Linked DNA regions of Mus musculus: all the other regions are linked to region 1. A link is a loop called in an ENCODE intact Hi-C map of the cell type or tissue named here. Cell type or tissue: left cerebral cortex. All regions are shown on one strand. Region 1 holds the start of Epha4 (Eph receptor A4). Region 2 has its middle 120 kb from the start of Gm32622. Region 3 holds the start of Gm17751 (predicted gene, 17751). Region 4 overlaps Epha4 (Eph receptor A4).

Region 1 (2,500 bases):
GGGTTATTAATTTGATCAGGGAGGCTGGCTCTTCAGGCTGGGGGAGGGGTGGGAATGGGAGGCCCCTGTCCTGGCGGCCCGAGTACCCCAACTCTCTGTCTCACCCCCAGGACCTGGAATTCTGCCCACCTCCTCTCATTCTATCCCTCAAATCCAGGAAGCTAAAAACCAACCCCTTTGCCCTAGCTCTCCGAAAGATCCTTATTCCTGGGGTCTATTAATTATTCTAAAATGTAGAGCCTTGCCCGGGTCGTTCCCGCCTGGAGCTGTGCTCCCTTCTCCTCCCGGACCCCAGAGAAAAGCCCGCTACATCCACTTGGATTTATGTAAGGTGGATTAGGGACACAAAGGGAACAATAAGACCCAATTTACAAAAAAAGGGAGGGAGTAGAAAGGGAGGGTAAAAGGGAGAAAAGGAAACGTGACAGGAATAAAAAGCAACAAAATGAATTAATTTTTAAGGGAAGGAGGGGCAAGGGGGTGCAGCGCCCCCCCCGCGCCCCCCCCCCGCTTTCAACATTAGCCTACGGTTCCATCGAGCGCCTTTTTTTTTTTTTTTTTTTTTGGTCTAGGGCGCCCAGTCTTGCTTCCCAAAGAAAAAAAGAGGGGAAATTAAAGGTAAAGAAAAAAAAAAAAAAAGAATCCTAACTCTAACTACCTCTAGGTCTGGGGCGAGAGAGGTCTCTGGGGACACTTAACAAGTGTGTAAAGTAAGTAGCCATAGCCAGGAGAATGCGAGGTACGCGGTTCCGCTCAGAGGAAAAGCCCCGGGAACTGCCGAGGTGCTAAATCGAAGCCACAACCCCTGGAATGTGACGGAGTAGGGGAGAGACCACTCTTCTACCCCCACTGTCCCCTCCTCCGCCCCGGCACTGCCTGTGGGCAGGTGTACGACAAGGTCCAAACCTCTGCCTGGAGAGCTCCGGGTACCCTCTGTCTAGCCAAGCCTAAGTTGGTTTTTGGCTCCCTCCTTCGGAACAGAAAAAATGATAGTGGATTGCACAGGAATAGCTAGATGGACTGATGCCTGGGGAGACGGAGGCTGGCTGGCTGGATGGATAGATAGATGGATGTACGGAGTGGGAAGAATCGATGAGACAGATGCACAGCTAATGCGCGCAGGTTGGAACACGAACACAGGCCGGAGCCCACGTTCACACACTGTGCGCACTCGCTTACCCGGCACAAAACGTCCAGGTTCCTGCAGACACCCGCGCCAGGCACACATTTGCCCTCAAACACACACACACACACACACACACACACACACACACACACACACACACACACACGAGAGGAGGGGGAGAGAGACAGACAGAGATAGAGAGACAGGGACACATAAGGACAGAAATAGACACAGAGAGTGTTCCTTTCCCCCTAGGCCCATCACAAACTAAATGGTCACCACCTCTCCCCTCACCTCGGACAGAAAAACAGACAAACAATCCTTCCAGAACGTCGCAATAGACAAACAGAAAACGGCACACGAATGGGTCCCGTCGGTCATGCCTGTCCTTCTAGACTAGTCCAGTACCCCATACTGGAGAGAGAAGCTTACAGTGGGGTATGTTTAATTCGCTGACTGGTCCCCTAGTTTTGCTGGATGAGCTAAGGATCTGGGGTAGGGGAGAGGTAGGCCTGAGATTGCAACCTCCAGGGTGCGCGGCCCGATGGAGAAAAAGGTGTCTGAGGCCCGGTGCTAGAAATCAGGTCACCGGCGCCCGACAAGCGGCGCCACCACCGCTGCGCGCTCCGGAGACCAAGCAGCCGGGTCCCGGGAAGCGCTGCGCTGGGAAAACTTTGCAAAAACCCGGGCTCGCAAGGCTTGGACAAGAGGCCGGGCGCTCTGCGCTCTACGTTTGGGTTTCCCTTCTCGCCTGTGCTGCTGATGTAGAGGACTTTGCTCACACGTTTTTTTGTTTTGTTTTCAAATCCCGGTGTATCCCCTCGGGGCGCCTTGAGCCGGCCCTGCAGGCGGATGCTGATAAACTTTGGCCTTTCGCTACAAACTTGGGCAGAGTGGCAGCTTGCATCGGTCACCCTTCTCAGTTCAGACAGCCTGATCCTCCTCAGTCCCCACTTAAGAGGATCCCCTCTGTTCGGCACTCTTCTCCGGAGTGGGAACGCGAGGCTCATGCCGCGCTCTCCACCCCCCGCCCCCCACCCTAACTGGTTCTGAGCTCCAGAAGACCATTCATCAGTGAATCACCCCCTCCGGGTCCCGGACCGCATAAGGGCTGCCGGGCTCTTACCTTCATTCGCGGGGTATACCCTAGAACCGGTGACAGCGTCGCAAATTCCAAAGAGAAACGAAAAGAGGATGAAATAGAAAATCCCAGCCATGGTTCGCCGGTGCCAACGCTGCTCCTGCCGCTTCTATCCCAGTGGAATAAATGCTTAAGTTAGGAGTGCAGCAGTCTGAAGACATTGCCAAGAGGGTGGGACCGGCCCGTGACGTACACCCGCCAGTCCAGAGCTCGTGACCAATAGCAGTGCAGAA
Region 2 (2,500 bases), 1.7 Mb before region 1:
ACCTTAATGGTCCTGAGCACAGGAAGTCTTTCAGTATCTTACCATAGTTTCAGTATCTTGAGTTTTGTAATGAACCTAACATGGAACAGTTATAGCAAACAACCATAGGTAGTCTTGACATCAACATGAGCTTTAATTGTGCTCTGCTGTGTTCTGATCATATTTGTCACGGACAGGATCCATGCCACAGAGACTAGTCATACAGTTTCTTCCCTGAATATCTTTGGTAATCAGCTTGAGTTTCCTAAATGCAATGCCAGGAGTGCCCTGCTCCAAGCAAAACAGTCTCCATCAGATCTCTTCACTATCACCCATGCTGCTTACGAGAGACCATCATGATTAGCCTGTTGGCCATTCACCTCCCCTCACAGAAGGTTAGTGTAGACAGTGTCACCCAAGATTCTAGCCAGGATCAGGTCCAAGGTGTTTGTATGCACACAGCTCTGGATGTGCTAGGGTGTATGGGCTGGGGAAAGATTAACAGAAAGGGCTCATCTCTCTGGCTATAGGAAATCCACCATCTCTTCTGAGTGAAGGCATTCTAGCATGGCTGCCTATGGATCACCCACACTCCTGCCCTAACTCTTTCTCACTCATACTCTCTAAGTAAGCCAGTGAATTCACTGATTTCCTAGGATGAACCTTGGGGGCTAGGGTTTCAAGATATGATCTTATGAGGAGGGCATAGATGTTTATATCTCCCCAGGGATGGAGTCCCCAAAATAGTAAGTCTTACTTCAAACACACAACCCTCAAAGGCTATAGGATGCAATTTTGATCTGTAGAGTCCTTACAACCTGGGCTTTCCCAGGTGTTTTGTTTTGTTTTTGTTTTTGTATCAAACAGTGGCTGTATTTATAACCTACTAATCTTTTTTAAGAAAATGGATCATCCTCTTGTCCCCCCCCCTTTTTTTTTATGCCTCAGTGAGATATTAGTTCTTGCCAATTACCAAGTTCAGGAACTGAGACCCTCAATCTCACAGATGAATGACTGACTCCTGGATGCAACTCTGAACTGAAAGATCAGGTGGAAGCCACCTCAGCCAGCAGCAGCTCTCTGTTGATGTTCCCCTAGGTGTGGAAGAGATCTGAGGGCTCCCTAAAGCAACCTTACCCGAGTAAGCACTCAGGCAGAGTCCAGAGCACAGCAGATACTGTTTTACCTTCTCCTTGCTTGCTCAGTTCATGTGACTGGACACTGGATGAGCAGCTGGAATCTTCTCTACTGCTTTCCTTCTCCATTTTCCTATTCCATTCTCCAGTACTTTCTCACCCTGGGCTCTTGGTATCTATCATCTTGGCTCTCCAGAAGACCTCCATCTACTGAGGGTTAATCTTGGCTTAGCCCTTGAGAACTAGTTCTGTATAGTCTACCAGCAGGAGAGGGAAAATACACCAGGTTAGGGATAGGGGAAGGTTTCTTCCAGACCTGCATCCATTCGTAGGCACTATGGGTTTACAGAGGGGCCATGCTGGGCAATAGAAGAGGTAACACCCAAGCCACATCTGGCTTTAAAGGGCTTTCGTCAGCAGGAGGAGCTCATGGGCCGGTATGTGTTGAGACCATTTATTTTGAAGTTAGGTAGAGTAGAGATTCTGTGTGTTTGCTGGGGTGTTTGCATTCATCAAGCTGTGATTTTTGTACCATCCTTACACATTTTCTCTCTTGGTTAGTAATTACTGTGTAGGGTCCTAATTTTGCCTGTTGTCCAGACTGGCTTCTCCCTTCTGGGCAGTGTCTATGTTTGCTGTAATTGGATGATACCACACAACCCACTACCATTGCCAGATTTCATTATGACTTGGCGTCTTCTGTATTAATTTCCCCACTTTGGGGCTGTTTTGAAGCAAGTGAGGCCAATTTCCTTTTCAATAGCGCAAATCTGGAGGTCCAATTTGAGCTGGGAGCTAAGTGGGTGCATTTGTTCAGCTCTGATTGACTGACAGTGTTCGCTTTGTTTGATTTGATCTTTTTTCTTTTATAAATGAGAGCTTGATCTTGAGAGGCAGCTGGCACTCACTGGAAGCCAAAGGAGTCATCTTTGGAAAGTCCAGGAAGACATTTGGGCAGCTGGCTTTGGCTGGGAAAAAAAAAGTTTTTTTTTTTTTTTTTTTTTTTTTTTGAGTCAAGTTGTTCGGGAATGGGACCAAAAGCCTGAAGTTTTTGCTCAGTACTGCTTCTTGGTAGCTCCCACCTTACCCTGACTGATCCCACAGGCCCTCAGGAGCCAGACTTTCTTCTCTGGTTGTAGAGGAATTCAGAATCACAAGACTAGAGGGGGCCGTGAATAGATCTATCAGAGACAATACAAGATTCCCAGTTAGCCAATGTCATGATCAGTGGATCTCATAAGGTTGTGGTTATTGTAAAAGACAAGGAGAACAAAGGAACAAATCCCAACATAAAGGAGAGAGAAGAATAAAATGGATCATCTGAAAGGGGGGGAGCATGCTGATGGAAAACTCATCTAATTGGCACCAAAAATAAAAATAAGAAC
Region 3 (2,500 bases), 1.0 Mb before region 1:
GCTAGGTCCAGCCATGTATGCTCTTTGGTTACTCTCAGTCTCTGAGAGTTCCAAGGGTCCAGGTTAGTTGACTCTGTTGGACTTCCTGTAGAGTTCCTATCCTCTTCCGGGTCCTCAATCCTTCCCCCAACTCTTCCATAAGTGTCTCCAAGCTTCCATCAACTGTTTGGCTGTTGTTTGTTTGTTTCTTTGAGTTTTGGGGATATGGTTCTTTGGTTGGGGGTATTTTGTTATTGTATTGGATTTTTTTGTTTGTTCATTGAGAAAGAAGTTGGGTGGGGCTGGAAGGGGAAATGATCTGGAAGGACTCGAGGGAGGGGAAGACTATGGTCAAAATATATTTAAATATAAAAATTGTTTTAAGTAATAAAAATAAAGAAATAAAAAAGAGAAAATGTCTCCAGAAGATCAGACAAGCCTGTAGGATATTCTTAATTAGTGATTAGTCGGGGAGGGCCCAGCCCATTGTGGGTGGGGAACTACAAGTCAGTATAGAATTGTCTTCTACACTAGAAGGAATCTTAGTGTTCATCAGTTCCTGGACTTCTTCCTCACCACAAAGGGCTCCTTTGAAAAATCTCAGCACATTCTTCTAAGACAGTAGTATATTATCACTTCTATCCACATACCATTTTAAAAGAATGATAGAGTTGTTAAAGAAAAATAGATAAATAAATAAATAAATAAATAAATAAATCCTTAGATATAAGAAAGGACCTGGCTTTAGTCCACTCCATGTGGTCCACTTTACATTAGGGAAAATCAAGGACCATTTAAGAAACAGTATGTCCTTAGGACTACTGTGCTGGCTAGTCTTATGCCAACTTGACACAATCTAGAGTTATCTAAATGGAGGGAACCTCCACTGAGAAAATGCCTCCATAAAATATAGCTGCAAGGCATTTTCCTAATTAGTGATTGACAGAGGAAGCTCCAGCCCCATTGTGGGTGATGTCATCGCTGGGCTGATAGTCCTGGGTTCTATAAGAAAGCAGGCCGAGCCAGCCAGGAGGAGCACGCTAGTAAGCAGCATCCTCCTGTGGCCACTGCAACAGCTCCTGCCTCCAGGTTGCTAGGCTGTGAGACCTCAAGTAAGTAATCCACTCTTTCCATTAAGGCTCCTTTTTCTGAACCTTCCCAAATCCTACCTCCTCAGCTGGGAACCAAATGGTCAAACACATTAATCTATCTATGGGAGACATTATACCTTCAAACCACAAAGACAGTTTGTTCAGCATATCTAGGTATACAGTTAGGGCCCCCTCCAAGGGGAGAAACCCAATTTCTCTAATTCCCACTTGCATCACTTCCTAACCCAAGCAGCACCCATCCATTCCTGAGGCTTGTTGCACTGACCCAGTGCATCAAGAGGTTTGCTCAGAGCACCTCTGGGTCACAGAAGTGACACATGTATCCTATTGTGTGTGGGAATGATCAAGCTTGCACATCCACTCAATAAAGCAAGAAAATAGGTCACTTTGCTTTGATTGTCATTTTAAAGCTTGCTTCTATAACTAGCAGTGAAACCTGCCTTCATTGAATTTATTATTGGATGGGAGCTGAGCTTCTGTGTGTTGATGGCATAACTCCAGGGAGTCACCCTAGCACTTGAACTTTAAATAGGCCTCTCGTGCTGTATTCATTTCTCCATGCAAAACACTCTCTCCTCTTCTTGCTGGCTTGCCTAACCATGAAGTAGCCAGGCACAGCTGCCTCTAGTGTTTGGGGTGATAACTTGGCAGGCTGAAAGTCTTTCTTTCTCCACCCCTCTTCTCAGTCCAGAGCAACTGTTTGTGTCTCTCCTTGTCCCACCCTCCCTTCCAAAAATTACTTTCAGTAATTACTACAGCTCAAGGATGCTGTCCAATCTAAAATGGCTAATGAGAACCAGTCCTTCAATCCAAAGTATAATCAGCTTATAGCAAGCTCCCGTTTCCTGTGCCTCATTACTGTGACACAATCTATTTTTCATACCTCGAAATGATAAGGCATCATGGGGGTGGGGGTAGGGAGCGATGGCTCTCTATCACTAGGCTTGCAGGAAAGGGAGCCGGACTTAAGCATGCAGAATTGATTTATTTCCATTCGTCTATTGCTTTGGTAGCTGCATCTTTGAAAGCAGTTAATATCGCAGTTTTGATTTGGCCCTAAGAACAGCAGGCCCTGACAATCAAGCATGCTTATTACGGCCAGGAAGGGGGAGAAAAGGGGAGCCCAGAGTAGACCAAGTGAACCGTGATGTATTTGGACACGTGCAGGGTTGCAGCAAAAAGGACTTTAAATTTGGTTAGAGATCCAAGCACGTCTATCTTGATCTCTGCATTTAGTCTCCTGATCACTTACTCCACGATTGTTCCCTAGGATTCCACTAGCTTCTTATCTGCTTCCCTTTTTATGTGAGCCCTTCATTCTTTACTTTTAAAGAAAGAACATGGAAGGCACCATCCATTCCAGGGATCCTCACTGGAAGTTTGGGGAATCTGCTTGGCTAACATTGTAC
Region 4 (2,500 bases), 100 kb before region 1:
TTTGCAGTAGCTATAATTATCACTCACGTTTCAAATCCAGGAACTCCAGCATAAAGAAATTAAATAATTTAATCAAAGCTGTAAGAGTTAAAAATGGAAGTTCCCCTGACTCAAAGGATTCTTTCTCCACGCCACATGTCAATAGTGACACACACGCAATGAACCCACGTTAGGCAGCAGTGATATACCAAGCTTTATTCAAAATCTCTTGTACAAATTAATTCCCACCAACTTCCTGAAACTGGCACTATTATTATCCCACCTTGAGGAGAATATAGGACAAAGTAGTGGAGCTTCCTTAAGATAATTCCGTAACTGGTGAATTTCATAGCCATATGCTAGCACCCACATCCTCACCCACTGGTCTACAGAAAGCTGTGCATCTCCTTTCTTTCTGTTAGGATTTGAATAGGAAATGGTACCCCCATGGGCTCATGGGAACATTTGCTCCCCAACAGTGGTGCCAATTTGGGAATATTATAGAAATTTTATTACTAAGGCCAAGCTAACATAGGTGGGTTTCTGGTCTTGAAGGTAGCCCTGGTTATTCTGAGACTCACTCTGTAGACCAATCTGGCCTCAAATTCAGAGATCCACCAGCCTCTGCCGCCACAGTTCTGGGATTAAAGACATGTGCTACCTACCATACCCTTGAGTGAGAAATTGTATACTTAAGCTAACTTTCCTTTCCACAGAAATAGCAGCAACTAACATGGAGTTGTGGTGGTTTCCCGAATTTCCCAAGTCAGTACACATGGCCTCTGCTAGCACACATATCACACACCATCTAGTTTTGAATCCCCTCACATTGAGCTAACTAACTTGAAGAGTGGAGATAAAGATAACACACAACTAATAGTATTTGGAGTTGGAGGAGGGGTAAGAGGCTCACGAGAAGCTTTTGGAAGATTCACAGTATTCTGTGGTACTGTGCTTCATGATGTGACCATCAAACAGGTGTCTGCTATGAGATGAGGCCAATGGTGACAAATTAAGAATATATTGCCCACTTTTCTGTGTTATGTAAACATTTTTCATGACAAGATCATAAAACAAATATTAGGGTTATTGGAGTGTACAGGTAGTGAATTATTGCACTTATCATTAGAAAGACTGATCCAAAATCCCTGATAAGCCTTCCTGCTCAGAAAAAACCGAAACAAGTCTAGAAAGGGGGAAACTTCTGTAGAATAGAGCCACAGTGACTTCAAAAACAACAATGCAATCGAAGCACCGGGATCCCTGCGCTTGGCGCAGACAACGGTTGCATTATCATTTTCCCTTCTAACAGACACTACTTCATGTGCCACCACAGGGCCGGTCCCAGCATCACACCCGGGACTCCATAAGCAGTCACGTGCTCCTTTCCTGGCTCTGGTGCCCCTGCACTGAGTATCTTCTCAGCTGTTTGTTTCACTGCGTGTTTCTCAAGAGGTTCGTTGGCGCATTCTGACAAGTGTAGCCCAACACTTGCCAACAGAAACACCACAGGACTCCACGAATGTACTTCCTGCTAAGTCAGAATGGCAGTTTGAGGCAACAGGAAAACAAGCCTTCCTTCTCGGTGGTCTTTTTATAAGAATTTGCCTGAGCAAGACAACTGTATTAAGATAAGGACGTAGGTAGTTAAATCTGGTAACTGCAAAAAAAGCGTAATTTTTTTTTCCACCTTAGATGCTTCTAGTGAGAAGAGTGATGATGTCAAGCTCACCTAAATTGAAGAGTTATTATTTATTGAGTATCTCAGCTAGTCTGTCTGTGTGACTTGGATAGAGAACCCTTTGTCAAAGCCAGCTCCTCCATGACCCACAGGGCCCTCCAGAATTTATTTGGAATATGTAAGGGAAGCCTCTTGGACAGAGCGGCCAAGAGAGGGAAGGATTAACTGCTACCCACCAGGGCTTTACTCCTTCACTGTCAGCCCTGCTGGAGAGCTCTGTGCCTCCCAAGGCTGCAAAATGAACGGGCTGAGCCATGGGCTGCTTTGTTTCCCAGACAGCTGCTAATCGTCCTGACAATGCTACAACATTTAGCTTTCTGACGGCCAGAGCATCTAGAACGGTCCTCAATTAAACATGTTTTAATCACCAAGCTTCTAAATGCCAGCATGAGAGATAGATGCACCCAGTAGAGTTTGGCTCTGGCCTCCTGCTTCCCACATTCAAATTTCCACATTTACACATGGGGAGACTTGGAAAGCCTTCTCCAGAAACTGACCAAAGGAGAGTCCTGCTCCTTCCTCTCTATTAGCTACTTCTACTGTCTTACGTCTATAAACGCTGTTCTGTAGAGGTTAAGGCGTTTAACATTTGCTAAAGGAGCCTGTTGGTTTTAACAAATAGATCTGTGACTATTGTTATTGAGAATTGTTTAAGGTGTGGTGATTAATTCAGGACAGTTGTGACTTTGCCAAGTGCTATAGGGATACTGGAATCATCTGTGAAGTAAAAGAAGAAGCAGTGGAAGGAGGAAGGGAAAGAAGGAGGAAAAGGGGTCAGCT

Evidence for each region. Peaks named below come from ENCODE experiments on the same cell type or tissue, not always from the same donor. Only the 100,000 strongest peaks of a DNase experiment are listed, where the experiment ranks them.
Region 2: a loop joins it to region 1, with 4 times the contacts of the local background. A loop is called at or near these places in 4 of 42 quality-filtered maps.
Region 3: it touches region 1 in a loop (6-fold over the local background); 4 of 42 quality-filtered maps call a loop at or near these places.
Region 4: it touches region 1 in a loop (3-fold over the local background); 6 of 42 quality-filtered maps call a loop at or near these places.

Annotation. Positions count from the first base shown.
Region 1 is chr1:77,512,689-77,515,188 of GRCm38, forward strand. Epha4 (Eph receptor A4) reads right to left here and starts at 2,400. Exons shown (of 18, transcript NM_007936.3): 1 at 2,253-2,400. The coding sequence starts at 2,343. In left cerebral cortex, CTCF peaks have their summits at 966 and 1,744; DNase peaks (open chromatin) are centred at 223, 1,020, 1,820 and 2,446; H3K4me3 peaks cover 2,500 bases; H3K27ac peaks cover 2,252 bases.
Region 2 is chr1:75,810,813-75,813,312 of GRCm38, forward strand. No RefSeq gene overlaps it. Among named protein-coding and RNA genes, the nearest start is that of Gm32622, 120 kb to the right of the region's middle. In left cerebral cortex, a CTCF peak has its summit at 1,528; a DNase peak (open chromatin) is centred at 1,537.
Region 3 is chr1:76,488,124-76,490,623 of GRCm38, forward strand. Gm17751 (predicted gene, 17751) reads left to right here and starts at 1,010. Exons shown (of 5, transcript NR_038013.1): 1 at 1,010-1,091. In left cerebral cortex, no CTCF peak of the experiment used is centred here; DNase peaks (open chromatin) are centred at 1,140, 1,633 and 2,426; H3K27ac peaks cover 1,812 bases.
Region 4 is chr1:77,411,116-77,413,615 of GRCm38, forward strand. The region is part of intron 5 of Epha4 (Eph receptor A4); the gene reads right to left. Among named protein-coding and RNA genes, the nearest start is that of Mir6352, 84 kb to the right of the region's middle. In left cerebral cortex, a CTCF peak has its summit at 1,312; DNase peaks (open chromatin) are centred at 292 and 1,387; H3K27ac peaks cover 670 bases.